Linked DNA regions of Mus musculus: all the other regions are linked to region 2. A link is a loop called in an ENCODE intact Hi-C map of the cell type or tissue named here. Cell type or tissue: left cerebral cortex. All regions are shown on one strand. Each heading gives the region's core, and the rest is flanking DNA. Links, peaks and the distances in the headings are about the cores only.

Region 1 (8,058 bases), core at 1,811-6,810, 690 kb after region 2:
TATCCAATGGGAAAATGGGAAAAGAAAACATCTCCCAGTTAGCCTTGGTACAACAAATATTTAATCAGAAAGTCACCTTTTAACAGTCATACTAAGAATCACCTTGTAAATAAGAAGTGGCTTCCCAGAATATGAACCATATTTTAAAAAAATACAGTGAGAAAGGAAATCACCTTTCTCACTTGTGGGAAGATTTTAAGTGGCCCATTTAAACTAAGGCTTACTCAACTCTAGAAAGTATGATGACATGCAATATGGTGTAGTGAAAAAACATAGTTTCAGAACAAATTATTTCCTTGCCTTACTTCTCCTAGCACAGAACACACACACACACACACACACACACACACACACACACACACACACACACACACACACACACAGAAACCTCTAAGGCCACTGAGTAGTGGGTTATCATAGAATAAAGTGGGGCAATAATTTGGCGTTTTCTTTAAGAGCCAAGGAGAACGACAGGGCTGGGTTAGAGCTCTAAGAGTGCAATAAAAGACTTACAAGCACTGACGTGAGTGCTAAAGAAGACTTTCTATGTAATGGAGCATTTTATGCGGGGCTAATAGAATTGATATGTGCCAAAGCCTAGAAGTATGTCCTAGGCCTCATCACTGCTCCAAATCCATCCCAACCTCCCCACCGTGTGTAAACATAGCTCCTCTGTGAACCTTGCTGAATGTCTCTCCCGTGCCTGTAGTTACAGAGAGAGGCTTCTTCTTAGGCTTAGGCTTGTCATGTAAGAATTAAGAGAGAACTGTTGTCACTTATCATGATGGCTCTTGGTCGTCAACTTGACTACAGTAGAATTAACTAAAAGTCAAGTCAAGTGAGGGCTATTTCTTAACTAAATCATTGGAAGTGAGGAGACCAACACTAAATCCAGATCTCTTGAGGTAAAGAGATCCACCTTAAATATGGGCCATGCCTTTGGTGGCAGCATAATACACACATACACACATACACAGTTCCTCTATAAAACACCTATGGTCAAATTGATGTATCATTCAAATAAGTACTTTTCAAAATATACTTATTCATTTAATAAACACAGAACTTGCTTAGCGAGAGTGTCACACACTCTGTTGGCAGCCACTACTCATTTGCTGAATAAATAAAATAAATGAGCTATGAAGAGAAGGAAGAAGTAAATGCATTTCAGGATAAGAGAATATTCCTGATAACATGGAGCCTACAACCTGGAATGGCGACAGCATTTGACAGACTTACTTCAACATGGAGGAAAAAGTTATATCATTCTACATATATAATCCTTATTTACCTATTTCTATAATTACAGTTAATAATGCTCATGTCTTATTGATACTGTAAACCTTTTACTTATTATTTACATTAAATGTTGTATGTTTAGTTGTTTTCCATGACTGTATTCAGGCATTCTAACAAATGTTGTTAATAATAACAGGAACTGGTTTATATTGTATATAGATATAGATATAGATATAGATATATTGTATATAGATGCTTTCTTTGGTTTGTATATGTATCATTCTTAGATTCCATGTATTGGCAAAATTCCAATCATAATCGCACATTGCGATTAAAAGGTTTTAAAGTCATCTAAGATCTTGTGACTAGAAATTGGGTACATGAAGACTCCCACTCCTGCTCCCATGAGTCAGCACATGTAGGGAAGCTGAAGATCTATGCTATGAGTGGTCACGTTTACCCCCCACTGTAATAACTTTATTATAAGCATAAGGATTTGGCTTTACAAAGGGATAGAATAGCTGCCATAGCAGTCCCTGAGAAGTGACGGACTCACCCTCAGTGATGGACAGGATACATCAGGCATCTGCATAAGCTGAGGCTTTGCTTGATCTGTTAAAGCAGTGGTTCACAGCCTTCCTAGTGCTGCAACCCTTTAATACCGTTCCTCATGTTGTGGTGACCCCCAGCCATAAAATTATCTTTGTTGCTACTTCACAACTGCAACCGTATTACTGTTCTGAATTGTATGTAAATATCTGATATGCAGGATATCTGATACGAGAACTCCAAGGGGTTTATGACCCATGGTTGAGAACCACCATGTTAAGGCTCTAATGCTTTCTCTTCTCTGTGATGCCCACTGACAGGAACTCCATAATGAGCACCAGTGTGGTCTTCCTGATACCTCAATACACTTCCTGATTGAAAGTCAACTTGGAGTCGAGTCTATTTCTCTACAAGAATACAGTGGTCTTCAGCTGCAACATGACCAGGCATTCCCAGTGTAATTATAACCTGCTTCACCACTTACCTGGCTGGGCAGCCCAGTTGATGGCACTGAGCATTCAAGTTAGGAGAAAGCTAGGTCTTCCTACTCCTTTTCTCTCATACTTTCTCTTTTCTCTGCCTAAATGGCCAACAATGAGCTCTTATGTGTATTATTTTATGACTCACCAGACTGTCTCAATGTCCACAAAGAACCACTGGCTTATGACAGGCAGGCTTACCCCTGTGATGACATCCAAGTATCAGGAAGATTTGGTCTCCTCTAACCTAAAGCTCAATCTAGCCCCAGAGAAGGACTAAGAAACACACACACACACACACACACACACACACACACAGAGAGAGAGAGAGAGAGAGAGAGAGAGAGAGAGAGAGGAGCAATGTAGTCATTGCAATATGACAGCCCAAGGAAACACGTATTTTTCCAGGACTCCAGGAAGTTACTGTCCTTCGATACACTTTCTCTTGTGGCGACCCCCAAACATCAAATTATTTTGCTGCTACTTCATGACAGTAATTTTGCTTTTGTTATGCATAGAATGTAAATATCTGATATGTGACCCCTGTGAAAAGGTTGTTCACCGCAAAGGGGTCACAACTCACAGGCTGAGAAACACTATCATAATTCTTCATATATTTCCTAGAACTGCAACTGCAGTTCTAGGGGTCACATGAGGTACGCAGGGCTGTCATTTAACAGACGAAAACTAGAGATCCTGGGAAGAAAAAGAAGCAAAAACAAAAACCAAACCAAACCAAAAAAGCCCATGCGAATTCAGTTTCCTTCTGAATCTGAAAACTGATGCTGAACACAAGTTTCTCAAACTTCTACAAGAAAGTTTGGTGACAGTCACCCAACAGAGGCCCCAGGGAACCTTTCTCAATGGATCCTCTGTAGAGATTGTTTGTCTAGGACCTGTTCTTGAACTGGGCAGAGACTGCATGGCACACTACTCTGTAGTCATGGTGACTTCCTCAAGCTGTGGTCCCCTTAAGGGACAGTTTAGGGATCAGAGTCTGAGTTTAAGGCAGATGAGTGGGGAGAAGGATGGGAGATCTATGAGAAGACATGGGGCATTTTAGTTTCTTCTCAAGATCTGTCCTCTAGGGTGGCTAGCTGAACAAGCAAGGTCCATTCACTACTCTGAAACAACCCTCAGGGAACTCCTGATCATTAGAGCCACTATTGTCCCGGTTAAGTATAATTATAACTAGTTCTCTATTTCTGTTCAAAAGTGGTAGTGCAGAATATTGTTACAGAGTGACCTCCCTCATAGAAAGAGGTGCCTTATGCGGGTAAAAACTCAAGAGTAAGCCCAGCAGTCTTGCCCCAGACCTTGGTTGCTTCTTTCTCTTTCTGTTTTCCCCTGCTACATTGCTACTCTTACCAGGATGCATTAGGTAAAGTCAAGAGGCTTAAGCTGTGGTCTGAACTTTCCCCAGGTCTGTTCAAGCCAATGGTCCAGAACCTTCCCAGGAAGTTAAGAATAAGCAAGGGTCAAAGTGCAGCCTTCCGTTGAACCCGGTATTGAATGTGTTCTTGGCCTAAATACTGAGATGCCGGGGCTGGAGAAGCCTGACTCCTTGGCTAGGAGCCAACATCCTTTGCTGGAAGTGTGGGTGCAAAGGTGTGTGTTCCTGAGCTCTCCCCAAAGACCTTGTCCTGAAGTCAAAAGACTCTGAAAGGATCCCCAATCCTATAACTGGTAAGTGGGGGAGGGGTGGTGACACTAACTACAAGCTCACAATGGACTTCTGTTGAAATGATAAGCAACCGGAGAGAAAGAATAAAACTAATTCTAGAGACTGTGGGCTGCAAGAATCCTTCATTTTTTTTAAAACCCGCGGGGAACTGCTTGTTCAGGTTAACATAGCAGCAGAGGGGTGCCCGGTACCCAGAAGATGCGAGGCTTTCTGCGGAAAATCCCGGGGAAGAGGATCTAAGTCTCAAAGTTGACCTGAGCCTGCCGGTGTTGCGTGGCGACGGTGGCAGATACACAGTCCAGCATCCCTGTCGCTGCAGCGCGAACAGCAGGCCAGGGGAGCCCAGAGCCCTTGGACTGCGGAAGGATATAAAGCACTGTTTACCTCGCGCCTGGCCGAGCCATCCGGGGGCGAGGCTGGCGCCCCCAGTGGGGGCACTGCAGGAGTGGCGGCAGCAGCCCTGGCCGCCGGCGGGCGCAGGGGAGCCGCGCGCGCACTGGCAGCGGCGCCGCTGATTGATGGGCTCCGGGCTCAATGACAGGGGCCGGGGCGTGGGTAGGGCGGGGCCGGCGAAGAGGGCGGGGGCTCTGTGGAAATGTGTCGGTGACATTGAATGGGGAGACCGAGCGCGAGCAAGCGAGGCGCGCGCGCACACATACGCGCACACACAGCCGGGCTCGCTCCGAGATCCCCGGCCACGTAAGTAACTATTAATACCGCCTCGCCCGGGGATGCGGGCGTGCTTGAGCGCCGGGATTGGCCTAGGGCGCCGTGGCCATCCCCTTTAATTTTTAAATACACGGTCCTCTCCTACTTCTGGGTGGCAAGAAAAAAAAAATAATAAGAAAAGAAGACAAGCCGTCGATTTTTATTTTTCCTGCAGAGCAAACCCCGCCGTGCAATTTGGTCGCAAGGCATCGGGAGACAAGAGTGGTTTGCAAATTGTTTCAAGGCTCAAGACCCAGTTGTGCAGCGGAAAAGGAACGCCGCGGGTTGACGGAGTCCGGGGAGCATCTGCTGGCAGCTCCTGCAGGACCCCCGGAAAGCTCCTGCTGCTGGTACCCCCCAGGTCACCGCCCGCACTTCTTGCTTCATCGGAGGAGGATCTGGGACGTGAGCAGCGACAGCAAGAGCTAGTGCTGACCGCGCGGGCTCTGCCTTGGGCTTTGTCGCGGTACCTGTGCCTGCCCTACTCCGCGCACTCCCTACTCAGCTTTTGCAATCTTTTGTTGCCACTGCTGACCGCCCCAAGTTAAAAGCGCCTTTGCAATTTTTTTTTTCTGTCTTTTTTTTTTTTTCTTGAGAGAGACAGCTCTGCGATTTTTTGGAAAAGCCTCAGACGCCATCTACAGTTAAGACTTAGGTAACTGCCCTCTCTAGCACCCCCCTTACACGCCCCCCACCCTTTCCACCAAAAAGAGGGGGGTGCAGCGCGGATTCTGGCTGCCGCGCGGCGTGAGCCGGTAGACCCGAGCTTATTTCCTTTTTCTTTTTGTTTGGTTTCTAACGCGTGGAGGGCGAGCCGGCGCCGCGCGCTCCCTGAAGACTGCACAAACTCCACGCAGGGCTTCTCCGCCCGGTCTGCGGATCCTCAGCTGGGGATCGCTCAGAAGCCCGGCGCTGCAGCTCCTCACCCCAGAGGCACGCTCACTCGTCCAGATCCACGCTGCGAACAGAGACCCACTGAGTCCAGCGTGCGGTTCTGCACCGCGCTGGCAGCTTCTGGGTAACAAAAGGACCCGAGTTGTCCGCAGAGCGAGCACCCCCGGGAGCGGGGCTCGCAGCCGGGGACCAGCCCTGCAGCGCCCATCTGGGGGCTAGTTCTTAACTCTTCCTCCACGGAGCCCCAGACGGGTCCCCTCCCTTCTTGATCCTTTTAAGTCGGTAGCACCGAGGCGCCTGCACCGGCGCGGCTCATCCATCTCTCCAGAGGGGTTTTTTGGTTTGTTTGTTTGTTTTGTCGTGTGCGATCCTCACACTCATGAACATACACAGGTCTACCCCTATCACAATAGCGAGATATGGGAGATCGCGGAACAAAACCCAGGATTTCGAAGAGCTGTCGTCTATAAGGTCCGCTGAGCCCAGCCAGAGTTTCAGCCCGAACCTTGGCTCTCCGAGCCCGCCCGAGACTCCGAACTTGTCGCATTGCGTTTCTTGCATCGGGAAATACTTACTGTTGGAGCCTCTGGAGGGAGACCACGTTTTCCGCGCTGTGCATCTGCACAGCGGAGAGGAGCTGGTTTGCAAGGTAACCAGCCCAGCTTTGCTTTTGCGTTTTGTTTTTTTGCTTAAAAAAAATTAAAATTTTTTTTTTAAAAAATTAAAAAAAAATCATCCTGGGTCTTTTGCCAGGGGCCGGGGACGGTGCGGGAGGTCGGAAAGCTCTCAAGTCCAGGGGCGAAAGACTCCCGGGATCATTATGCGTGGCCTCGTTAAGAGGGTTTATTTGTGTGTCTGTCCACGTTCGACTAGTTGCGAAGTTTTCAGACCGTTTCAGACAATGAGGCGGGCTGCAGCGGGGGCGTTTTGGGGAGATCCGGGAAGGGAGGGCGGCGAATCTGAACTGGGGCACGGACACGCGTGCCCCTTAGGAGGCTCGTAGAGCTCGGGTGCACCGGGCTGATTCCCCTTGCCTGGGCATTTCTCTCTCTGAGTCGATTCCCCTCCCCTCGCTGCAAGGACTAGGGAATCCCCGGTTGGTTTTCAAACGCTGCTCCTCTGGTTTCTTTTGTAGCCATTGTTCTTAGCAGCCTGCAGGTGTTAAACCTTTGTTCCAAAGGTGGCCTTTTAAAAGAGACACAAAAAGTGTCCCCTCTGGCTGAGACCAAGGCTCTAGCCGGGGAAAAGAGGAGTTTTAAAGCTCTTTCTTCGGCTTGAAGCCTGGAAAGGAAGGTTGGGGTGGAAATTCGCCCCTTGCGCACCTTTGGGTGAACAACGAATCCTTTGGTTCTTTTTGTCTAGGTTTCTTCGCGTCTTCAGACTCCCTGACTGCACACCCCCATTGCTACTCCCCTGCACCCACAAGGCCACCTTTGCCTGTTTAGAGACTGCCCTTTAGAGCCCCCTGGGCTAGTACTAAGAAGGACACTTCAATTTCCTTTTTGTCTTTGACCCTGAACAGTAACTGGTTTGTGTCTCTATGTGTCAGTGTGTCTTTGTGTGTGCTAACCGAGTACCAGACAAGAGGACCAAGGAAGGATAATAACAAAGTATTTGACTACAGTCAGTTTCCTACTGCAGTGGAGAACAGGACTTCCCCAGATGTAGATCAAGAATACATTACCACTTAAATTTAGGTTCTTCTTATTTATTTATTTATTTATTTATTTATTTATTTATTGAGGTGGAAGTGCGACTGTGCTGCCTTTAAAATGGGTAATGTGCACAGCTGTGCTACAAATACTGTATTACACTTTTCCTCAATTAATCACTGGCTGCTTTGTGAAATCACCTTCTTTCGTGCTGACTTGGAGCGCTTCCTTGCAAAAACCGGGTGGGTGAAGATCTCAGAAGGCAGTTCTGAGATTATTTATTTCCGATTTTTAGAGGAAACCAGAGACTCTTTAAATGCTGCTGTTTGCATGTACTAAGTGTTGGGGGTTTTTGCATCTTCTCCAAGTTACTGTAATCAAGAGCAACTATGCCCAGCTAAAGCATTAAATTTAGTAGGCAACTCAGAGCCTGATTGGAGCCCCACACACTGCACAATAGGACAGTCATCCTTTGAAATGAATGAATTCCACTGAGCTGTCATTCTCCTATGAAATATGCACCATCATCGGCAGAGAGCCCCTCCCCCTCCTTTTGCTCACCCTCAGTCCAGCACTTTAATATATTTCTCTTCCAAAGGCTGGAGATGATTTTACGTAAGAACTGTCTGTGGCCAAATTCTGCAAGAGCATCTTGCTATTCTTTCTTTGTTTAAAACTAGGGCTATCTCTGGTCTCTCTGTTCGTTTTCCTTTCTGATCCTTCGAGACATATTTCACTCTAGGCTGACCTTACAGTGTCATTTGCCGACTTGCTCCCTGGCCCCAAACTGTACTTAATCTGTTGGTTTAGTTATTTCAAAGATTGAATCAGGTCCTCGCCAATTACAGTGCGG
Region 2 (8,058 bases), core at 1,840-6,839:
ACTTTTGAATGTGAATTCTTTTGTAGACTTCGATTTTACTAAGGTGACAGGATGAGAAGGCCCTTAACATGGTCCTAGTCCAACTGGACAAGTGTCCTTGTAAGAAGAAATTTGAATGCAGGCAGCTCTGTGCATAAAGGATAGCCCATGAAAAGGACACATTAGGTAACTACCTAATGCCAGCAGGAGAGGTCTCAGGAAAGGCCAGATTGCCAACACCTTGGTGTTGATGTGAATCATGAGACTAGGAGCTTCCATCGCTTAATCCCTAGTATATAGTAACTCTAGACACTTGGCATACCAGGCCAGCCCATCTCTTATGGTCAGGTGTCTCCCTGGGCACTGTGCCTTTGATTATTGCCTGAAATAACTCTGGCCCAAGTGGTCTGTTGGCTGACACTGGCTCCAGGGGCACATACATGGGGAAAGAAAAAAATATGGAGCCTCTCTCTCTGCAGTATCTGTTTCCTTCCAATGAGGGCATCCATCACCTGATCCTACTTTGTAAATGAGCTGGACTCCACTCCTGTTCAATGGCTCCTCAGAGGGGATCAGAAACCTGGCCTGTAATGGCTATGCCTTCAGAGCCTCACCTTATATGTATAGCAGCTGTGCGTCTCAACTCTCTGCTTGCAATATGACTTTTTTTTTTAAATAGGACTTGTTAACCTCATATCATACATATAGATGTTTCTCAGTGTACAGTGGGTTTCATCCTTATATAACTATTGCTTGAAAATCTTCCCAGTTAAATGCATTAAATGTTCCTAACCTCTGGAGAATCACAGCCAAGCAGCTCAGTCCACCATAGAACACGTGGTTTTTTCTCTTGATCTTAGGGTTGGCTTGGAACTGGGGCTCCCTGCTCCTGCCCCTGCCCCTATCCCTGCCCAACATTGAGAGTGCTTCTTATCACATCTCACAAGCCTGGAAAATAATGAATGCAAAAGTCCGAGTGCACTACTAAATGCACATCACTTTTGTATCATCGGGTCTTAGATACTACCTGTCATTTTTATTTTTCTTTAAAAATCTTTTTTTTGACAATTTTGAACATCTACACATTAATCATGTCTATTCCCTAGGCTCTGTCTCATTTTTCCGGAGAAACCCTCAGCCACTTTCCAACATGCATGCCTCCCGCTATCTTCATATCTTCCCTTACCCTTTCTAGAACCCACTGAGTCCAGCTAGTGCTGCCTGCTGGAACACTGACTGCTCTTGTTGGCCTGATCTTGAACAGGTCTCGTACAGGTAACCGTAGATGAAGAGAGTTCATAGGTACAATAGCTACATCATGTCCAGAACACAGCATTTCACTGCACGCCGACTCTTCCATCAGTTCTTATATTCTTCCTATCGTCTCTTCTGTAGTGTTGCAGAACTTTGTCTTGGGTGGGGTATGGTGTGGATATAGGTGTCCCATTAATAGCGGAGTGACTTCATTAGTTCCAACTCTGCACTAACTGTGTCTACTATAGAAGAAGCGTCTCTGGACAAGGTCGAGGGCAACACTGACCCATCCATCTTAAGGGCACACACACAAATATTATGAGGAAGTTTGATGACACGTACATTCTGTAACACAGCAGTGGTGGGTTCCCCCTTAGGACCTGTGACCTTCCAAGCCATGGGGCTTTGGGCCAGGTTTATAGAGGCAGGCATGAATTCCTTCCTCTGTACCTGGCTCAGCTCTAATCAGAAAGTGGTTGGTTACCCCCATAACTTTCATGCCACTATTGTGCCAGTGGGTATGGCTTGCCTGGCAGGTTGGTCTTGCAGCCTTCAGGGTTCACTTCTGAGTGGTAGATCAATGGCTTTTCCCTCTCAGTTTGTATGTCATTGTTTTGTTTGCTCATTTGTTTGTTTTTGTCTGTTTTCAAGTTACCTGTGGCCAGATGATTTTATTCATTTTTGTTTCTGCTGGAACTCCCTTGCCTAGGACAGAAGACCTGATACCCAGCAGCCACACACACCCTGATCCTTTTTTTTTACTGGATCAGAAATTGAAGAATACAGGTGCAAACACCTCTACCATAGCTGGGATTTTGCTCTGTAGAAGGGAGTTCCTGTATGTGTCTGGGTTGTGTTTTCTATTGGAAATCATGCATCGGGAGTCTCCTGTTTCTCTGTATCCACAGGATGAAGTGTCTTTGGGCTCATAACATGAGGTATTTCTGAGACAGCCAGGATAGAGCTGGCCCAGAGAGCAGGACAAGCAATTGCTAGGCTGAAACTTGGTCTAACAGGTGGCACAATAGGGTCTTGCCTTTATGCCTTTTCGGAGGTCTATTAAAATAAGTAGCACACTTACTGTCAACCTTAACTGCCTGGGGAACTGCCTTTTGGTCCAGATACGGGCAGTTCTGTCCCCTGTTCCCTGTGATGTGCCTAGGATAAGACAGGCAGTGTCTTGTGGTCTGCAGGGCACACAGTATGAGTGATTAGTGAGCAAATAACATATACACATGCAGCCTTCTTCTCTGCTATGTCCGTTTGAATACATGAAGGAACCCACAAATCCTAAAGCAGAGTTAATGTCATTCATCGGCATGACTACAAGTTGGAAAGAAGTCATTTAGAGTGCAAGAAGAGGGTCAGCCTATCTTCTTGGCCTCCTGCCCTCATGAAGCAGTGCAGGGGGCAGGCTCATTGCACTACAAGGCTGGAGAGAGCCCTGATGCTCACTGGCAAGCAGCATGTTCTTGGGCCACTGGTTTTCCCTCTTGGAGCTTCTCTCTTTCTCTGTCAGAAAAGGATGCAAATGTTTGCCCAGGAGCAGCTAAAGCCACAGGTGTGTTGTTGCTGACGCTTGGCAATGTTTGGTGTCTTCTTCCCTTCCTGGAGGGGCCATTGCAATGGAAGTCTTGGAGTCTTAGGACAGAGGTGAAAATCTCAGGTCAGTAGTTATTTCCATTGTAGTTTGACAACCTGAAATTACTCAGGAAGAGGGATTAATGAGAAAACTTATTGAGATCAATTACTGGGGTACTTGGACTGTGGTCATATCTTTGGGAATTGTCTTGATTGCTAATTGAGGTGGGCAGGTGTCTTAGACACTGTCCTATTGCTGTGAAAAGACACCATGACCAAGGCAGTGGCCGTGGTTTTGGCTGTGTGCAGAAGGACCAACATGATGGAAGGCACTGGGTGAAGGGAGGCGGGTGGGGAGGAGATTGGCTGGAGGGGTTGGTACAGCCAAACAGAGGCAAGGTAGGCTCAAATATCACAGGACTTTTGAGACAATGAGGGTCTTGCTCCCAGCCAGGAGACAATGAAGCAGCTGGAATAAAGTATTACACTCTCAATGCTCCTTCACAGCTTTAGTGGTGGTCTGTTACCTGTCACCTCAGACTGGTTCAAGGGTCTTTGAAGTGTGAAACCAGCTTAGCCAGCTTGATTTGTTCTTTCTCCTTTCTTTAACTTGTCTAGGATAGCCGAGTGCAGGGCAGGGGTCAGAAAGGAGTGAAATCAGCCCTGAACTTTGAAATGTTTGTCATGCTGTAGATGAAAAAGGCACAGGGGTGGCTATGCCCCGGGCATCCTGAGAGCCGCCTGCTGCTGCAGCTACTGTTCACATCTCTGCATTCACTTTTGCCTCTTTTGCTGGATTCTTACAGCTGTATGACAAAAGAACCAGTTACTCAAGCCACATTCAACCACTCACAAGGCAAGCGATGTTGCAGGAAGACTTTCAGCTACTGAATTTAGGATAAGGAGTGGTACTCTTAGCGGCAATCAGTGTGCACATTCTTGCTCTTGGCAGACTAACTATGGCCTTTGAACCCTGGATTCTCATTGTAGAATAATTGCTATGTGTCGGGAGACCACGCTCAGGGGAGGCAGAGCTGGCTCCCTACAGTGAGAAAGGCTCTGTTTCCCTTTGCATACATACCCACTTCTAAGAAACAGCCTTCTTCAAAAGGTATGAGTGGTTCTTTTGATTACCAGTAGATGGCGCCCAACACCCCCGTGGGAACTAAGGTCGTGGCTTCCTGTGTCTCTCCACTCCCCCGCCCCCGCGGCCTCGCCCCCATTCAGCCCCATCTTCTCCTTCTTGGGAGGGGCCTGTCCTTTCAGGTCCCAGGCAGAAAGTCACATAAAACAATTTGTGTCAGTCAGCAGATTCCTTGAAGATCGAACTGAATGATGAATGCAGGGTTGGAGGGCTCTTTTGACCTCTTTTTCTCTCTCTTTGTTTCCTGTGAATGCCTCATGGGCTGCCTACTGGCTTTGCACAGAGGACTCCTGGACTCCTTTGTGACTTTAGACCTTTCCCAAATGTTTCCCGACTGCTTCTCCTCCAGGTTCTTTCTAGCCAAGGAAAGACATTCAGAGAACACACCCTCAGCCATGCATACTCTCTACAAGCGCTCTCTCCCCCAGCTCCAAGCCCGAAGAACTCCTGGCCTTTCGGACAGAAACCTACTTTTTGTCTGTGGCCTCTACTGAGGATCTGTCTGCTCTGATTTTCAAGTAAAGAAAGCTTTGCCCAGCAGGGAAATGGGTCTTGACTTCAGACCCGATTTTCCCAAGGGCCAAGCAAGTCTCTTGGAAAGGCCAGTATCACCATGCCTTTTCTCTTTCTGACCACAGATGGACTGTCATAATATTTTTAACTTTGCTGGCTCTTTACTTCCCACTTTTGTTTTGCAGGTATCCTGTGCTGGTCCCAATGGGACACTCTGACCTATTGACTCAGTATTCAGTATCAGGACTGTAGTTGGTATTTAAAAAATAGGGCAGATGTTCCAAAAATGTGTTAGCCATGGCATAAGAAAGTATCTTTAAGACTTAGAGACAGATTAGCCAGTAAAGTGCTTGTCTTATAAGCACAAGGAACTATATTTTACCCCCAGAACTCATGGGAAAAGAAGCAGGGCTTGGTGGCTCTTGCTTCTAATACCAGCATTGGGGTGGCAGAAAAAGGTTCTGTCTCACTGGGGTTCATTGTCTAACTAGTCTAACCTACTTGGCAAGTTCCAGTGAACTACCCTGTCTCAAAACAAAACAAAACAAAACAAAACAAAACACAACAAAACCCCCAAACAACTAAACAACCAAAAAATCCCCAAAACAAACAAGGGGAGAGAGTATCTGAGAAATGATACCCGAGGTTGCACATGTAAATGCACATGCACACGCAATGCACACATGTGTGCCTGTGTACAAATAAACACACATCACAGCCATACATAAGAAAGTGACATTTCCTTCCACCCATCCCCCATCCTCTATGCCAGACAATAGGACTTCTCTTAGTATATACACAGAAACATGCAAAAATGGACTTTGTCCTCCAGGAGCCTCTGGCCAAAGGTGGAGTAGGGGGGTAAGAAAACAGACACAGAAATTCCCAGGTGAGACACACTGTAGATCTATGAAGCCTGGAGCTAAAAGGTGACATAAGAGTGGCCTGCTCCTTGTCATTCAGCAACCATATTGGGCTTTCCTGATCCCTAAAGTGTTAAGTCTCACGGTTCTGGAAGTCTTGGTTTCTAGAGGGCACTTGTAACCATCAGGTAATGTGAGTCCATCAACCCCGAGGGTTGCAGCTCCTTCCAGGTTGTACTGGGTTCCTTGTGAAGAGCCATTCCAGGAGTGGCTGTCCTGGGAGGAGTTATGGGCCCTGCTCCTCAGGAAGAAAGACAAGCTATACTGCTTCATGATGCTTCCCAATGGAGAGTGGGGTAGAAAGAGGTTTGTCATTGAGGTGGCCCTCTGGGCATCCCTGACACTCAGTTTTAAGTAAATGGGTAAGTTCCACAGCGGTAGCTAATAAGGATGCAACGAGCCCTGCTTGTCAGGTGCAGGGTCTTGGTCTCCCAAGTGCTTCAGCCTGGGAAGAACAGGGCCAGCTCTCCTGACTGCTGCAGGTAGTGAGGGGCCGTCATGGAGTGTCACCCTTGCACACACACCACCTCGTGGCAGACAGATGAGTGGCAGGGCCAGCTTTTCCACGCTCCCCCCCCCCCTCAGGCTGGCTCACCTGCGCCCCCACTGCTAGGGTCAGCTCTTCTGTGCTGTCCAGGTGGAGTGAGTATATATGTCTATAGAGGTGAGTATATTGTGCACATAGATGCCATTGGGGTTTTCCGCTGCTCCTCTCTGCTTGACTTCTCGAGACATCGTTGCTCACTGAACTATGAGTCTTATTACTTCCCCTAGACTGGCTGACCAGTGAGCCCCGGGGATCCTCCTGCCTCCGCGGTGCCTTTGGAGTTCCTTTGGAGTTCCTGTCTCCACACTTGCAGTCAGGCACTTCACTGACTGAGACGTCTCCCAGCGCCGGCTTGTTAATTTATTTGTAGACATATGGTGCTTTGTGTTTTTCCAGGGCTGAGTCTGCTTTATCATTATTATTTTTTGGTCTGTAACTTCCCCTGCTCTCATGCTTAGAATGTCAGTCTCAATCCATCTCTCAAAAAAAATGTCAACTAGAGAGGCTTTGCCGCTTAGCAGAGGGGAAGGGAAGGGCTGCCTGTCTTTGGAACCACAACTGACAGGTGGAGCTGATTTTTCTGTGTGATGATTTTCCCTCTAGCTGAGCAGGGCAAACTGCCTCCAGGGCCCCTATTAGCTGACATGGGGCTGAACAGCAAAGGCCTCGTGTTGTGTAGCTGTGAAGCCAGCAAGAAATGACACAGCATTCACACCTGAGGGTTTTTGTTTTTTGTTCCTACAATGAGCATCAGCCTGACCCAGAACTGGGTAGCTATAGCTCTCCTTTGTTCATTTGCAGTCTTGCTTTGGTTAATTGTCACAGACCTCAATGGCTTGAATACCATGTGGTAGTTTGTATCTTCCTCATTGATGGCTCTGACAAGCTGTGTAAGTGTCCCACTCTTCCACCCCAAACACAGTGGTTCTCAACCTTCCTAAAGCTGTGGCCCTTTAACACAGTTTCTCATGTGATGACCCCCCAGCCACAACATTATTATTATTTTTTGTTTAAATTATTATTATTATTAATCTTTTAATAGTCCAGTCGCTATCTCCCTCCCAGTTTGCTCTCTGACTGTTCCTCATCCAATTCCTCCTCCCCCATCTCCAAGAGGAGGTCTCCACCCCACCCATCCGCACCCTGCTAGGCCTCCCCACTCCCTGGGGCCTCAAGTCTCTTGGGGGTTAGATGCATCTTCTCTCATTGAGGCCAGACCAGGCAGTCCTGTGCTTCCTGTGCTGTATATGTGTTGGGGGCCTTATATCAGTTGGTGTATGCTGCCTGGTTGGTGGTTTAGTATCTGAGAGATCATGGGGACAAGGTTAGGTGAGACTGCTGGTCTCCCTATAGGGTCGCCTTCCTCCTCAGCTTCTTCCAGCTTTTCCCTAATTCAACCACAGGGGTCCTCAGTTTCTGTCCATTGGTTGGGTGTAAGTATCTGCATCTGACTCTTTCAGCTGCTTGTTGGGTTTCTCGGAGGACAGCCATGCTAGGCTGCTGTCTGTAAGCACATTATTATGACATAGCATCAGTAATAGTGTCGGGCTTTGGAGTTTCCCCTTGAGCTGGATTCTAATTTGGGCAGGTCACTGAACCTCCTTTTCCTCAGTCTCTTCTCCATTTTTGTGCCTGCAGTTCTTTCAGACAGGAACAATTCTGGGTCAGAGTTTTTGACTGTGAGATGGCAATCCCATCCCTCCACTGATGCTCAGTCTTTCTATAAGTTCCCTCTCCCCACTGTTGGGCATTTCATCTAAGGTTCCTCCCTTTGAGTCCTGAGCATCTCTCACCTCCCAGGACTCAGTACATTCTAGAGGGTCTCTCTACCTTCTACCTCCCGAGGTTGCCTGTTTTCATTCTTTCTGCTGGCCCTCAGTGTTTCATTCCTGTCCCCCACCCAATACCTGATCATGTCCATAATTTTTTTTTTCAAGACAGGGTTTCTCCGTATATCCCTGGCTGTCCTGGAACTCACTCTGTAGACCAGGCTGGCCTCAAACTCAGAAATCCACCTGCCTCTGCCTCCCAAGTGCTGGGATTAAAGGTGTGCGCTGCCACCGTCCGGCCATAAAATTATTTTTGTTGCTACTTCACATCTGTAGTTTTTCTACTGT
Region 3 (8,058 bases), core at 1,202-6,201, 280 kb after region 2:
TTTGCAAATTGTATCTTGTATCTTGGGTATTCTAAGTTTCTGGGCTAATATCCACTTATCAGTGAGTACATATCATGTGAGTTCTTTTGTGAATGTGTTACCTCACTCAGGATGATGCCCTCCAGGTCCATCCATTTGCCTAGGAATTTCATAAATCCATTCTTTTTAATAGCTGAGTAGTACTCCATTGTGTAAATGTACCACATTTCTGTATCCATTCCTAGCAAGCACGGAAGTGGATGCTCACATTCAGCTATTGGATGGATCACAGGGCCCCCAATGGAGGAGCTAAAGAAAGTACCCAAGGAGCTAAAGGGGTGTGCTACCCTATAGGTGGAACAACAATATGAACTAACCAGTACCCCCTGGAGCTCGTGTCTCTAGCTGCATATGTATCAGAAGATGGCCTAGTTGGCCATCAGTGGAAAGAGAGGCCCATTGGTCTTACAAACTTTATATGCCTCAGTACCGGGGAACACCAGGGTCAAGAAGTGGGAGTGGGTAGGGGTGGGGGAGGGAGGGTATGGAGGACTTTTGGGATAGCATTGGAAATGTAAATGAAGAAAATACCTAATTTTAAAAAATGAAAAAAAAAAAAAAGAATGTATAGATACATGGTTTGTCCCGCATCTGATGTGGATTCGTGGAGCTGAACTTGGGTCCCCTGCAATAGTAATACATGCTGGTAATCACAGAGCTGCCTCTTCAGACCCACAGGGAAGACTTTCCAAGGGGAAGTCTGAACTTGCTTTTTCCTGCAATTTGGGTCTGGAATGCCTTTTGAAGGCCATGTGTTAAATGTTTGATTGCCAGCCTGGGGCGCTATTGGGCAGTGGTAGAACCCCTAAGGCTTGAGACTTAATGGAAGTCATGAAGAATAAAGGGATGTCAGACCCAAGCCCCTTCCCCTTCCTCCTTTTTCTTTGATTCTCAGAAGCCTTGGAGTGGGAGCAGCTTTGAATCATCCTGTGCCCCCTGCTGTGGTGCTTGTCCCTTTCATAGATCCCCCCTCAATGGACCCAAACAGCCATAAACTCAAACGATGAGTCAATATAACTATTTTCCTCTTGATCAGTTATTGACTCTAGGTATTTGTGTCAGCAGTAGAAAGTTGACTAATCACAGAACATGGTGGACAACGATCAGAAGGAGACCTAGAGGTGCTTGAAGGTCAGAATGTTGCAAGGTGTGTGTGTGTGTGTGTGTGTGTGTGTGTGTGTGTGTGTGTGTGTGTGTGTGTTGTCATGGGAATGTGTTTCAGAGAGAACAATAGTGCACATGGAGGCCCTTTAATTAGGGATTACCTAGCTTCACTGTCTCAAGAATAGAAAGGAGACCCATGTACTTGAAGTTTTGGAGCAGCCAAGCAGTAAGTGCCTTCAGGGGAAACTGGAATACCCAAAGGCCAGCAGTGCTCATTCTTGTCGCTGGTGCTGGGGCAGGTGTTCTGATCACCAGGACGGTGTCTTTTCCACCAAGGTGAAACAGTAAAGCACATGCCACCTCCCCTTGGAAAACTCAGTCATGATGGCCTTCAACAACACGTTGTTAGGTAGCTGGTTATTGAGTAACAGACCTGAGGGATGCGGGAGTAGACGTTTCCTACGGAATCAACAATGTGGAGACCAGTGACTAGAACCATGGGACCTTAATTACTGAGTCATATTTCTGGCCCCCGGAGGGGACGGGACATCCTGAGCTGCCTGGAAGACCAGCAGCAGATGTTTATCTAACCTGGCTCCAGGAACCCCAAACCTCACAAGATTACTGGTGGTAATCTTTTCTGGTGGTTTTCTGATAAAGAAAAAACAAACAAACAAACAACCCCCCAAAAAACAAAAACAAACACAAATAACCACACACACACACATGGTTGCTCCCACCTGTATGAGCTAATCAAATCAGGACTGTCAATCACCTAGACACAAAAATGCTCCCTCAGGAAAAACTGCCTGCTCTAGAGTTGTTTAAAATGGTATAAATCCTACCTTAAATGGAGGAGACAGCTGTCTCTTTAGCCACTGTCCATGAGTGCATTTCACTGTTCTCTACACAGTCTGTCTCTTATGCTGTGTTCTGTGTGTCTCATCTGAATTCTCCATGCAGATGACAAGAATTCAGGAGCTAAGAGGAGTCCAGAGAGATCCTGGTGACAACACAGAAGATGAGATTTCCTAAAACCTGTGACAAAGAGTAAAAAAGGCTCCTTAGAAACACAAGTAATTCACAAGTGGAAGAAGCCAGCCAGCTCTTAGGCATGTACAGTGGGATCTAGGTCAACTAAGGTTTGTTCCTGCAGAAAGCAAGCCTCTGCACTCTGAGCTCATGTGACTTCTCATTGAGACATCTGATCTCGGAGCTTCCTGGCCAAAGGCACAGCACGCATGGCTGAACTCTATTAATTCTAGCTGGAAAACCCTGCAAGGATACAGGTTTGATTTTCTCCTGATCCACTATTGAAGTTTTGTTCAGTGTTTGAATGTACTCATCTGACATAGTTTTCCTTCCTTCCTTCTTTCCTTCCTTCCTTCCTTCCTTCCTTCCTTCCTTCCTTCCTTCCTTCCTTCCTTCCTTCCTTCTTCCTTCCTTCTCTCTCTCTCACTTTCTGTCTTTCTTCTTTTTTTTGTGGTGGTGGGGTATTAATCTAGGACCAGTGTCTCCTAGGTGACAATAGGAATGTCTCAAAGGAGAAGTGGCTAACGTAACTATTAATCACCCTAAAATGAAGCTAATTAGGGAATAATAAGTTAGAGTGGGAGAGGATGATGCTAGGGCCGAGAAAGGTGAGTTTTTTCCTATTTGATTCTGAAAGCTGGATGCTGAGACCTTCCATGGGAGGAAGAGCAGAGTGCTTTCTATTGTATAGAAGCAAGCTAGGATTTCAGAGATCAGGGAAAGCAGGCCAGGCTCCCAGAAAGCCTTCTTATTTCTGAAAGACAGGTGAGTCCAAGTCTGTAAACGCTGTAAGCTGTCGAGACCTTAAAAGCCCAGAACTTAATCTCTCTGATGTTTCTTTGTTCTTGTATCCACTTAGGATGCTGGTCCTGTGTGGAAGGTGCCTGGTGGCTGAAGGTACAGCCCCATAGGAAAATCACAAAGTCCTCATGTTAGAACCTACATAAAATAGAAAGGTACAGGGACCATGGGGGCTCTTGCTTCATAGTGAGCTTTCACCATTGCCCTAGGTTGGAGAGCACTAGCTAAAGCATGGGGGTGAAGACAAAAAGGGTATAGAAGTTTCCAGAAGAGGGTGCTGAAAGGACAGGGTGTTAAGCTCCCAGAGGGGCTTTGGAGCACCAAACAGGCTGTCATTGCAGATGGCTCAGTCTGAGGTGGATCAGAAGATGAGCTTGAGATGTAAATAGGCCATGTCTCAGAGAGTCTCGAATGCTACGTGGAGAAGTTTGCATATGGAACAATGAACTAATTTTAAACAGAGGAAAGACATAGTCAGATTTGGGTTTCCACAGATTGCCCTAGTTTCGTAGAAAGACTAGAGCAAAGGCACATTTTGTGGCAACCTTAAAGAAAGCATGTTCTAGGTCAACCATAGTAAACTGAAGAAGAAAAGGTGGCCATTTGTTATGTAGGGTGTGGAGACACAGAAATGCGGTAAAATTGGTAACATGGAGAAGGAGGTTCCACATGCTTGTCCGTGCCATCAAAAAAGTGGGTATCGTGTTGCTAAAAAGGGAGAACACATACTTTTGGTTAAATTGCAAAATGTCCTGTTTAGTATAAGTTTATGTCTGTGTTATTCAAACATTCCCCAAGCCATGCTTACAATATGTGGAACAGATTTCATTTCCTATTTTAAGGCAGAGCATGTAGAAATTGAAGCAGACCTTCAGAAGGTGAACAGGGATGTACGGAAAGGGAGAATTTGTATTTCTAGGTAATCTTTGAAAGGAGGTCAGACTGTGCTAAATGGTTCAAGAGGTAAGACTCACATTTAACTGGAACATCAATCTGAGTCATTATGTTCAGAGGTTAACATCATGAAGTCACTGAAAACAACTATTTTGAAGTATATAGAGTATTTCTGGGGAAGGATGCTGTTCAGCTTGATTCTCGAGGGAAGGTGGATGAGGGGTGACTGGTGTCATACCACTCACTGTTTTTGTTTAGTTAAAAAGAGGAGGAGCCTGTTCCTGACTTCTTGAGGCTACCAGGAGAGTATAGCTTTGAGACTGTACCCTGGACTGTCTTCAACCCGCCCCCTACCCCTGGATTCCATGAATGCTTCAAGAAGTACTTCACCTTGAGATGATGGGAGCTTATGACTTCAGATTTCTCTCAGCCCAGAAATGCTGCCATCCCTTCTGCTGTGAGCACCCTTGAGATTTGCTAAAAACTGAAATGGAAGTAGCTCTGTGTGAAGAACATCTCTAATGGGATTTGTTGTCATACAGAAAAATCTCACAATATTTGAGATGGTCTCTTGCCTTTTTGGATTTTGAATTTGACGCCTGTGACATCAGTGATGTAAAGAAAACAGTATGACATTATGTTTAGATTTTACTGATGTATAACTTATAATTAGCTGAGATAAAGTAGATGTACAAGTTGTTTGTGATGCCTTCTGGAAATCATGAAGGTTTGGTACAGCTGCAGAACACAACTGCCAAAGATATCAGCAACCCACTCTCAAGCAAGCTTCAATTTATTAAAAACAAATCTTTAAATATAGTATAAGAATATTCAACAGCCATCTCTTTGTGGCCATCAAGAATGTGCCTACTTCCTGTATGTTTCTATAATGTTTTTTCTATCTGTGTTCCTTCCCTCATAATTGTAGCGAATACAGTTGTTATTGCATGGCTCTGGAGAGGCTCATAGGTCTTTCTTGATAAAAGATCCCAAACTCAGGGGTACTACATATCCTATTGACCCTTTCAAAATTACTACCTTGTGCTTTACCTTGTGTAAATTAGTATTTAAACATCATATTCTGAATATAAAAATAATTTACCCCCACCCCAAATGTGGATGATCAATAATGAACATCATCAGTATTTAGTCATTGGATCAATAGAGGCCAAAATATGACAGCTAGCTCAAGGAAGTGCCTCAAACTCAGATGCTGTGGGGGATGTGAATCTTGGGGTGGGGGTGGAGGTGGGAGTCAGACTGAAAAGCAAGGTGTGAGCTTGTGGCTCTGCTGGGGAAGACATACCTTCTGCAAAACAGTTTTTCAGCAACAAACAAAAAGGAGTGAAGAGGCTGGGACACAGCACTGTGGTGGAACACTTGCCTAAGGTGCAGAGCCAAGCATTGAGAAGGAAGAATGGAAAACTCCTAGGGGTGGGTGGTCCACCTTCTCAGTTCAGATGGCACAGAAAGAAGGATGTTAACTCCCTGGGAGCAGCCTTTCTGTTTGTGTCATTCACTGATGTATCCCTGGCACTTAGAACTGCATCAGCCAAAAACATACACTCAATGCTTCTTGCTTCTTGCATGAATTATTGAAATAGTCAAATAAAACACTTCCATGGGTTTAATTCATCTTCTAGAAGAGCCATTTACAGCCAGCATTTTAGAAAGCATTACTTAATTCCTTTTCCCCTAACTTGAACTTCTTTTTCTGGCCTTTCCTATCTCCATTAAAATCATGAAACTATCCTGTCCTAACGAGTATGACTTCCTCCTATTGGTCCTGAAAAGTAATCAACAAATGCAAAACAACAACAACAACAACACCTAAGTAGAAAAACCTCACTTATAGACACTCTACATGGATTAACCCTGGTACGACACACAGTACTGTTATTGGAATGCTGAAGCCTTGGGTCTGTAGCAGTGGGACACTGAAATACTGATGATTCCAGTGGCCAGCAAGATAGCCCAGTAGGTAAAGGTGATTTCTGCCAGTTGTCCTTTGACCTCCATACACTTTCCAGAGAACATGTGAGCCAACATACCTATAAGCAAATGTGTACACACAAAACAAGCAAATACAATAATTTTTTAAAAAAAGATCAAACTTGAAACATGATCTAATTAAATAAATTACCTGGATTTGTAGGTATAGTGTAGATCTGGCTTCAATGTGTTGGCATATTATTATTATTAATTATTATTATTATATCAGACATTCATTTAGGGTGTCCTTTTCTAAGAGAGTCTGGCCAATAATATATCATCGACAACATCAAGGGATTTATTTAGATTTGATGGTGGTACTATAGTTATGATTTTTAGATCTTTGGCATTAGACAGACAGAGTATTACACTCAGGTGACATGCCCTGATGTGTCAGATTTTCCTTCTAAATAACCAATAAGGGGTATTAGAGTTAGGTTTATTAACTGTCCTTTCTACTAGGACGTGTTTAAAATTGTCTGTTTTCATAAAGTTAGTGTAAACACAGCACTGATGGTGACATTGAGAATTGTGTCTGTAGTCTAACCTAGTTTAGCTGCTGGTTCCTAAGAGAAATCCAACTGATAGAAGAATGCACAGGCGTCTAACTTCTGCCTTTGTAAGGGAATGAGACCAGAAAGTAAGTGTTTGTTCAAGCTTATGTCAGCTTCTGGTAGGTTGTGAGCATGGCCCAGGAAGCAGTCTGAGCGCCTAGCTTGGTGCTCCAAGGTGAAGGACTTGGATTTGGATTGAGAAGCAAAGGAAGAGCAGGACATCTCAGAAGTGGGAAGCAGATCCTGGGATTGTCCCCTGGGGCGGTGATCTAATGCACAGAACAGGCATCAGCTGGGCAAACGTGCCTCTGCCTTTGCAATCCGTCAGGTTTGAGGCATGCTGACTTTTGATACTGGATGAGGCTGTGGATGTTTAGATAGGAAGAACCCAGAAGATGTTGTGGAGACTTTGCAAGCTGGCTGTGACCCTCTGAGGCACATCAGCTGAGGAGGTGGGACGGGGGAGAAGGAACTAGGAATGTGGCTCAAGTACTTTTGGCTTCCACAGAAGGTTGATAGCAATTATATCCCCCCAACGTTGGTCAGATGAGACAGGCAGTTGAGGCAAAGGAAAAAAAAAAACCCTGAGCTATTCTCACACACAGAGAAATATTTAATAATCCCAGGTCTGTGTACACACTACTGAACTCATACTTGCTTAAAGATAAATAGATGCTACTTATCAACAACACAAGATTAAATCTCACATGTGCATAAACTGAGCCACAGCTGTACTTTGCGACTTTAGACCAGAACACAGCTGGCATTTTCCCACACTATTTCAATTCTAAAGGAACAAAACAAAGCAAAACACAGAGACAAAGCAGGAAAAGTGGACAGTAAACCACATGTTCGCATTGACTTTACACAAGCCAGCTTATAAAGAACCAAAGAAATAGACTGAAATAAACCCATGCTTGGCTGCATCTTCCCGTTGCACTTGCCCCTGAATACTTATGAAAGTATCCAAAATTATGTTTCCTGATATTCATCAAGACATTTAATATGGCCAATCTATATTTTCAGGTATGATTTTGTAACTCAAGAACAGCTCTGGGCGTCCATAAGGGTAGACTGAATTCTATGCTAGGTGGTCAGGATTCAATTAGTCAAAGCTTTTATTCCTCACTTTACTGGGAAACTATATCAGCCTCCTTGTAGGCTCTACAAACACAACAGAGTACTTGCTTTATATGCCAAGACACTGAGTAGTTTTAACTCCGGAGCTCAAGAAGGCTTACTTCTGAATGGTGAAGACTATAGATGTATAAGTTCTATATAACCAGATTGTCTTGGGAGCTCATGCCAGGCTCAGGGTCCCCTAAAAGAAGGTTATCTAGTAAATTCTAGGTGAACTGTCTTGGTTAAAAGGAGAAATTACGTGTGTACTTGGTCAGCAGTTGCTGAACTCCTTTGCTTTTTCATTACATTTCAGTCATCTGATCCTTGAGAAATTGTCATTGTGTTTCTTTCTCCCACCACCACAAGTAGAGACTAATATTAACTGCTGAAAAAAAATCTAGGTCCCAGGCTGAATGTGATTGGAAGTAACGTTTCCTTTCAAGTGAAAATAGAAGGTCAATTTGTTTCATGCTTTTCTTAAGCAAAAATACCCTCCTCTCCCAATACCAGGGAGCCAGTG
Region 4 (8,058 bases), core at 1,264-6,263, 250 kb after region 2:
ACACTGTTACTGATTTTATGTTGTGCTTGCAGACAGGAGCCTGGCATGCCTATCCTCTGAGAGTTAAGGGAGGGACCGAAGGAACTGGAGGGAGTTGCAACTCCATAGGAAGACCAACAGTGTCAACTAACCTGGATCCCTGGGAGCTCCAGTAGATGGGACCTCCATTGGAGGGATGAGACATCAAGCGATCTACAAAACTTTCGACTTAGAATTGCTCCTGTCTAAAAGAAATGCAGGAACAAAAATGGAGCTGAGACTTAAGGAATGGCTGTCCAATGAGAGGCCCAACTTGGAATCCATCCCATGGACAGGCACCATCCCTACAAAGGGAGATGTGGAGGGAGGGCAACATTTTGGAGGCAAATAAATAAATTAATTAAATAAATAAAAGGAAAAAAACCACTAAGATCTCATGATTTACCCTTTACCTATTTCCTCTAACAGTAAGTCTTGGAAGGCTTAATGATAACATCACAAATAGGATAGGGTATTGACACTAATATAGTCCAATACAGAATAATTCTATTGCTGTAAGCATCTTTTACTGTCTTATTCTGTTTCCAGTTGCTATGGAAATTCCTGTTACTGTAATGCACTAAGAATAGAAGTTTGCTTAGTCCAGTGGTTCTCAACACTCCTAATACTGCAATCCTTTAAATTTATTATTACTATCCATCATAATAAATATCGGACATATAGATTATCTGATATGTGAGCCCCATGGGTGTTGGGATTCACACTGATTTAGCTCATGGTTCTGGAGGCTGAAAGTCCTAGAGTGTCCTGTAAGGGCTTTGTTGTGTCGTCATATCCCCAATGGCATGGTGAGGTAAGGCTAGTGTGTTCACTCAATTTTATAAAGCCACAAATACTATTAGGAGGTCCCACTCTGAGGCCCTCAATCCTAATCACTGCCTGGTGTCCCAATGGCAAATACCATTCAATATATAAATCTGGGCAGTAAGTCTTCAAAACATGAAATTTCAGGGACTAAAATCCTTCCTTTTACTTAGATCATGACAGCTCTTAATTTGTCCTCCTGCTCTGATGAGAAAGTTGCTTTGAACATTAGAGCTATTTTTAAGAGAACATGTTTTTATTGCTGTGGAATGAACAAACTATGGATTCTGTGTGACATTCTAATGTCTCCTCTGGGAAGTGACTATCTTAGACAAACATGACCAGTGGTAAGTACTCAGAAAAACCCTAGTGCAGTCATCATTCGGAACATTGCTGGTAAGACACTTGAGAGGGGATTCATGTTGTATCGCTTGCCTGCATTGGAAAATATGAGGAAGGTAATTTTCCCACTGTGTACAATAGAAATACTACTTAAGAATAATTACAGAAAAAACATTTTGCATCTGATACTGATTTCTAAGCAAATAGAGGTAGAAATGGGTTCACATTTGTGGAGAAAGTGAGTGTGGGAAATAGGGAAGGTTGTGTTTACCATATGCCAAAGAGAGGATGGTGCCCACTGCCTTACCTGGATGGTAGTCTGAGTTCAGGGAGATCAGAGGAGGGCACAGAGAGTGTTCACGTTTTTAGAGCTCTGGATGCTAGTGACTGTCTGTCTGTCTATCTATCTATCCATCCATGATCAATCATCTGCCTATAATCTATCTGTCTGTCATCTATCGTTTACCTACATGATCTCCCCCACCACGGTTCCTTCATTGCTGTTATTTCTTGTTTTTTGTTGTTCTTGCTCCTCCTCCTTTCCTCTCAATTACTTTTATCTTTATTTTTTCCCAATTCAACAGACTGAAGGCACAGATAGCACGGGTCACTTAGTACCTTGTAACTACTGGGACAAGGACTGTGGCAAGAAAGATCCCCCTCTCTCTTACAAACACACACACACACAAATAATATTTTCCTACTATCTATTCTGATCATGATTTCAGCTCTCTTGTTTCCTCTTAGATCTTTTCAACCTCCTTGCCCACCTAACTCCACAACTTCCTTCTCTCTCTCTTTTTAGAGAACAAATAGACCAATAAAAAACAAGGATAAAACCAAGAAAACAGTAAATAAGAGTGCGTGGTGCTACTTCTGCACAGGACCCAAGTTCTTCTATAAGCACCCTCATTGGGCAGGCCAGAATACATTGTTACACTAGGGATCTGCCTCTTTTGGTACTCATAACATATACCCTGCCCCTCCCCACAATTAATGAAATTTTTCAAACATAAAAGCAGAAGGTTAGGTACTCATTGTGAGACCCTATATCAAATTGTGCTTTGGGCAGGCTCTTGGCCCTGTGGCATCTGAGCTTGGAAAAGGATGGGTCTGGATGGATGGGAAAGATGAAGGGTAGAAAGGAGACTCATCAGTAGAGAAATGGGGACTGATAACATATAAGGCAAAAGAAGTACATGGAATCTAGGCAGTAACCAGGTAGATAAAGCATAGTTGGGAAGAAAAACTTGGAATCAAGACAGGAGGGAAAAATGAGACACCAGGTCGTTGAAGGAGGATGGTCCCCAAATGTTAGTGTCTATCACATGGTGAGCGTGAACTGCCCTAGACAGCTGGCTCTACTCGGGCAAGAGTGCCACTCATTTCTACCAGCAAAAGGCCAGTTTTGTCTTTTATCATCAGTACGGTTCTCTGGCTGGTGTATCTGACACCATGATAATTGTACATAAACACAGCCAGGACACTGATGTTACTAAGGTGACCACTGACTGCTCAGCTGGACTTTGTGCTGAAGCCCTGGATCCTTATGAATTCATAGGAACTGTAGATACTTGTTGGACAGCAGCCAGCACTTCAGAACTAACTCAAAGGCAAATGAATTGAAAGAATTCCACCTGCGTTTTGTCGGAGAGTCTTAAAATTATCCCTAATTAGCAGCAATCATTCTTCTTTTTTGAGGATGTGCATTCCTGGTTTAGCGAAGCCAGCTTCTCCTCCGTGAGAGAGAGTCATTGAAATGCAAGCAGTGTGCTGGATATCTGTGCCTCCTGCTCTGAAAGGAACCTCTCAGTTCCCGGGTGACCCTGTGCTAATGAGTCTCTGGCTGGTGAGTCATCTTCTAGCCAAGCCAGAGATATTATCAGTTTCATTAGAGTCCCTCCAGTCACCTCAGCTTGGCCTGAAGCTTCACAAGAAGGCCATTAGATCGACATTGACAGGACACACTCACCAGCCCACCCCACCCGAATCATTTAGTATTTGCAAACACGCCAGGCATTTGCTATGAAAATGCACTGTTCTGCATGCAAACACCCGTTGATCAGTTTCACTGGAAACGAGAGCATTGCATACTTGCTTGAGTGGAGATGCCACCAGAACAGATGTCTCTGCAAAGGCTATTTTAGAATGACCCCGACTGAGTCTCTTTTTTCTGCAGAGAAATAGTAGCCACCGTTTTAATGATTCCTTCCAGCTTGGAACTCTGCTAGGAGCAATCTCATTCATTCCCAGTCAGGTTGTTGGCTGCACAGCCCCAGGCAGGCTCTATGATGCTTGTTTGGATATGTTCTTACTGTTGGGGCTGCTCCCAGCTGAAAGCCTGAATGGTGTGAACACATGTGGGGAACAACATATGTCTCCCTTGCCAATCACCTAGATGAGACTCAGCCTCTCTCTTTCTTTAGTCAGCCAAGGAAGATTTCTGTTGGACCAAACAGATCCCTGGAACACAGCATCTAAGGCCCAAGACACAATTCTTCAGCTATTGGAAGGATTAGGTGTCTCCGTCTCTGGCTTTCTGGAACTCTTGGTTATAGAGATTTGGAGCAATGGCATACTCTGCATTGACTAGGTCATTCTTTTCTGGTCTCCACAGGGGACAAAGCAGAGGGAGGACCACAAACTGGTTCTGCAGACAGGCATGCAAGAGGCATTGTAAGGCTGGAGATGTGAGTTGTTTTAGGAGTAACACTTACTTGATTTAAAGATGGGTTCTATGTTTTCCAGAACATTCTCTCTTGCCTTCATGTTTATCATTGACTTGTCTCAGGCTGAATGGCAGGATGGGAACAATGGATCAAGTGATTTCCTTTGTGGTTTGCATGACAACATTGGCTTGTTTGTGTAGAGTGTACTTTCCTGTCATACTTCTTTCTCTTTAGAAAGACAAGAGTCCAGTTTAGGCTCTTCAGTCTTTTGGTTATAAGTCCTTGCAGGTGGGGTGGCATTCTGTAGAGCACAAATGGCATTCTGATGCATTTTGGGATTACATTTAGGGATGGATGCAGAGGCCCACTATGCTCTCTGCTCACATTCAGTGGATACAAAGCCACTCATTGTGTGCCCCTACTGTGCGTTCTTCTTACACTTAGTGATGGGTGCAGAGGCCCCACCCTCACTCTGGACTCTGCTCATACTTAATGATGGATGCAGTGGCCCCCACTGTGGGCTATGCTCACACTCAGCAATGTATATAGAGACACACACTGTGGGCTATGCTCACACTCAGCAATGAATGTAGAAACACACACTGTGGGCTTAGGCCCCCACCGTGGGCTATGCTCACACTCAGCGATGTATATAGAAACACACACTGTGGGCTGAGGCCCCCACCGTGGACTCTCCTTAGAGCTTATTTCAATGTTCCTGGCAATCCTATGAAGCAACTCCTGTTATCTGAACTTAAGTGCAAAGAATCAGTGTCAGAACTAAGTAACCAGCTTAAGGCTCCACAACCAGCATCAAAAGCACGTAGTTGCCACCAGAAACCTGATTCAGAATGAATGCACTGAGTTGTGCTCTTTCTCCAAATTTTCGCCCAACATCATCAAATACATCCAAGGGTGAGACCCAGCTTCTTTCAGTCAGGTCTTGACTGCTCAGCCAGCTGCAGTGTCCTGGGTACACCCTGACTCTGGCCTGTGTTTTGCCATGCAGTCTGGGAATGCATACCTTGCTTCTGAACACATAGCTGTCCTTGTACTCCCTTAGGACAGGTCCTGGAGTGCGGGGTAGGAAACAAGTGGTGGCTAAATTGGATTGACAAATGGTTCTGCTCCCCCCACCTCCTGCAGTGCTATGCAAAGGTTTTACCTCCACTTATTGCACAGAGTGGTAATTATAAGATCAGTTGTGAGATAAAGAATAAGGGAAGCCCCGCCTGCAGATGTCAAATCTCAAACGTAAAGAAGCACTTTGAAGCTACTTAGCCTTCTGCCTGGTGTCCCCTCTACTGTGCACAGGTTTACGATGGATGGTTGAATGCCTTCTGGGATGAAATTCTTGTCAAGTTTAGGACTTAAAAGGCAAATAGTAAATTTTACCCAAATTGACTTTTTCTGCTATCATCTTTCACCAGTTTCTCGATTGTGTGTGTGTATGTGTGTGTGAGTGTGTGTGTGTATGTGTGTGTGAATGTGTGTATGTGTGTTTGTGAATGTGTGTGTGTGTGAGTGTGAATGTGTGTGTGAAAGTGTGTGTGTGAGTGTGTGTGTGTGAATGTGTGTATGTGTGTTTGTGAATGTGTGTGTGTGTGAGTGTGTGTGTGCTCATGCACACATGTGCACATGGACTACTGTGTAGTTTAAAGAGGAGCCAGACATCACTGCAGACCTCTCCTACATGCAGTGCAGCTTTGACTTTGGATCCTACCTGACCCCAGCTGGAGTCTTGTTTTCTTGCACCCTAGATTCTGCTCCGCATTTGGTATCCGAAGGCTTCCCCCGCTTCAGCAGAAATGTGCAGGAGGGAAGGGGCGTGTTCAAAAGAAAGCAAGGGTGCATGTCTTATCTTTCATCAGGAGGAAAGGGGTGTGTGTTATCTTTCTGCAGAGAGAATAATGCTCTCCCAGACCAAAGAGTTCCCAGGCTCTTCATGCACAGTTCTAAACTTCAGAACATCTTTGAAAATGGAAAGTAACCCATACCTGACCTGAACATACTTAGCAGCAGACCCTGAGATGAACTTCAGCTGTTTGTAGTTTTTAATGCTTCTGTTTACTGCATAACGGTTAGGGTACACTTTTAGGCTTCAGCTTCAGACCCGTATGGACCTGTTATATAGTGTATGTCATATGTACTGTTACTTTTAAAAAAAAATCTGAAACTACTATGGGTTTTTGCTGTATGCCTGGGTGAAAACACTTTGAATAAGGGATAAAGGGCCCAAGACTGTATTTAACTCTAGCCAACTTTTTTGTAAAACCACCATATGCCAATGTGAGGATGGGAAAACAAATCAGAAACCACTGAATGCATGTTGTAGAAATTACTTAAAACCCTGACTTGGAGTTTCTATCCTGCCTTAGACTACTTATATTTCCAAATGAGATACACTCACAACCTTTATATTTGCAACAAACCTTAAGCAGCACAATGGCTGGGCAGCTGCCTACCCTCCATGCTGTTAGAATCTACTTTCTTATCGATAACCCTGAGTTATTGCTTACTATTTACTAGGTTCACCTGGGCTGCTCTTAGCTCCAATTAGACAGCCCTCAGGGCCAGGCTCTCTTGACTGTTACCTCATGGCCGCTTCTCTCTCCTCCTCCTGAACCTCCTTCCTTGTGCTCCTCCTCTCTCCCAAGCCCCTGAAACCTAAACCTCACCTCTGCCTCTTCTGCTCAGCTATTGGTTGTCGGCATCTTTATTTACCAATTAGAATTAACTTGGAGGTAAGGCCACTCAGAATCTTAGGTAGGTTCTCTCATCACTGGGGACCCCGGATTCACATTAGAATACAAGCAGCATTAGGCCAACCCACTACACATATAGGTTAACTTGTCAAGAATCACAAAAGCATTGTCAGGGAGATCTGAGAATAAATATGGACTTTTCATATTTCCAAGTATATCTCTTGTATGCCATTTGACAGGAACTTCCTAGTCATTTTAGGTAAGCCTCCATCTGAATATAGGTACTCCACAACATCTTCATAAACCACACAATAAGTTAAAGATCCATTTAATTGACTTAAATTAAATTGAATTAATTAATCTACAGAATGCCTGTAGCAGCTTGTTTTCTCACGCTAATTATGTTACCCAAAAACCTGATTTTGGTGTCCAGCATACAGGACTAAAGGAAGCCTGTCTCCCATTGGTTTTTGACTGGTCAATAAAGTTGCTGGAAGCCAATGGCTGGGCAGGGAGACAGAAGCAGGACTTTTAGGGAAGGAATCCAGGAAGGAGGAAGAGGGGACTCTACCATGAGGAGAGCATAGGAGACAGACCACACCAGAAAGGTGCAGGAGGGAGAGACAGCTGACATGTAAGTTCTGGGTGAAAGTGGTTCCAGAAGGGATGTCCAGCAGGGTCCAGGGCAGCAAAGATAAAATATAGATTTAATAAGTATTAACTTAGGGGATATCGGAGGGGAGTATAGTTAGCCACGTGGAGCTAGGAAGTGGCCCAGCCTTTGAGCTGTTTAAGGTACTTAAAATATAAGGCTATGTATGTGTGTCTTTCAGGAATCCAGAGCATTAGGTGGTAGCAAGAAGCTTGTGGGATGTTCAGAGCAACTAAACAAATTACCACTTCAAATGCCCAAGCTTAGCCTAGTTCATGTTAGCCATTCTCAGAATCCGATGGTAGCCCAACGTTAACAAAGCCTATTCCAGGATAAAGTCTGGTCGTTTTATGTTGCTGAGCAGTAGCTGTAAGTTATTGCTGCTATCCAGCCTTGTGAGAACGCAGCACTCCATGTATCACTAGCCCAGGAGAAGATCCTCATTCAATGTCAAGGTTCAGCCCTCTTTTGGCGTTATTTTAAAGTCAAAGTAAGTTCAGGATAAGTCAAGCATGATACAATGGAGAAAAGACTGGCCAATATCTTAGCTATTTCCTATTGCTGTAAAAAGGTTATGACCAAGGCAGTGTAGAAGAGTTTATTAGAGGTTTAGGGTTTCAGAGGGTGAGTCCATGGCCATCAGGGCAAGAGGAGCATGGTAACAGGCAGGTGTAGTTCTGGAGCAGTAGCTGAGAGAGTCTGTCTTTATTTGTAAGCATGAGGCAGAGAGAGAAGTAACTGGGAATGGCATTGGCTTTTGAAACCTCAAAGCCCACTTTGAGTGGCATACCTCTTTGAACAAAGCCATGCATCCTAATCCTTCCCAGACAGCTTCATCATTGGAGGA

The links. A loop is a pair of places that touch in the nucleus more often than their neighbours do. Peaks named below come from ENCODE experiments on the same cell type or tissue, not always from the same donor. Only the 100,000 strongest peaks of a DNase experiment are listed, where the experiment ranks them.
Region 1: a loop joins it to region 2, with 7 times the contacts of the local background. A loop is called at or near these places in 20 of 42 quality-filtered maps.
Region 3: a loop joins it to region 2, with 3 times the contacts of the local background. A loop is called at or near these places in 4 of 42 quality-filtered maps.
Region 4: a loop joins it to region 2, with 2.2 times the contacts of the local background. A loop is called at or near these places in 2 of 42 quality-filtered maps.

Annotation. Positions count from the first base shown.
Region 1 is chr12:15,813,375-15,821,432 of GRCm38, reverse strand. Trib2 (tribbles pseudokinase 2) reads left to right here and starts at 4,648. Exons shown (of 3, transcript NM_144551.5): 1 at 4,648-6,202. The coding sequence starts at 5,933. It overlaps Gm5432 (a long non-coding RNA gene), which reads right to left and starts at 4,496. Exons shown (of 3, transcript XR_001780551.2): 1 at 4,336-4,496. In left cerebral cortex, for the core only: CTCF peaks have their summits at 4,376 and 5,307; DNase peaks (open chromatin) are centred at 4,539, 5,318, 6,061 and 6,504; H3K4me3 peaks cover 3,007 bases; H3K27ac peaks cover 2,730 bases.
Region 2 is chr12:16,505,470-16,513,527 of GRCm38, reverse strand. No RefSeq gene overlaps it. Among named protein-coding and RNA genes, the nearest start is that of Lpin1, 80 kb to the left of the region's middle. In left cerebral cortex, for the core only: a CTCF peak has its summit at 3,943 (motif pointing right); a DNase peak (open chromatin) is centred at 3,979.
Region 3 is chr12:16,226,519-16,234,576 of GRCm38, reverse strand. Gm36372 (a long non-coding RNA gene) reads left to right here and starts at 2,133. Exons shown (of 4, transcript XR_381302.4): 1 at 2,133-2,432. It overlaps Gm48606 (a long non-coding RNA gene), which reads right to left and starts at 2,321. Exons shown (of 2, transcript XR_003950290.1): 1 at 1,989-2,321. In left cerebral cortex, for the core only: a CTCF peak has its summit at 3,241 (motif pointing right); DNase peaks (open chromatin) are centred at 2,254 and 3,464; H3K27ac peaks cover 958 bases.
Region 4 is chr12:16,256,136-16,264,193 of GRCm38, reverse strand. No RefSeq gene overlaps it. Among named protein-coding and RNA genes, the nearest start is that of Gm36372, 28 kb to the right of the region's middle. In left cerebral cortex, for the core only: no CTCF peak of the experiment used is centred there; DNase peaks (open chromatin) are centred at 3,053 and 3,439.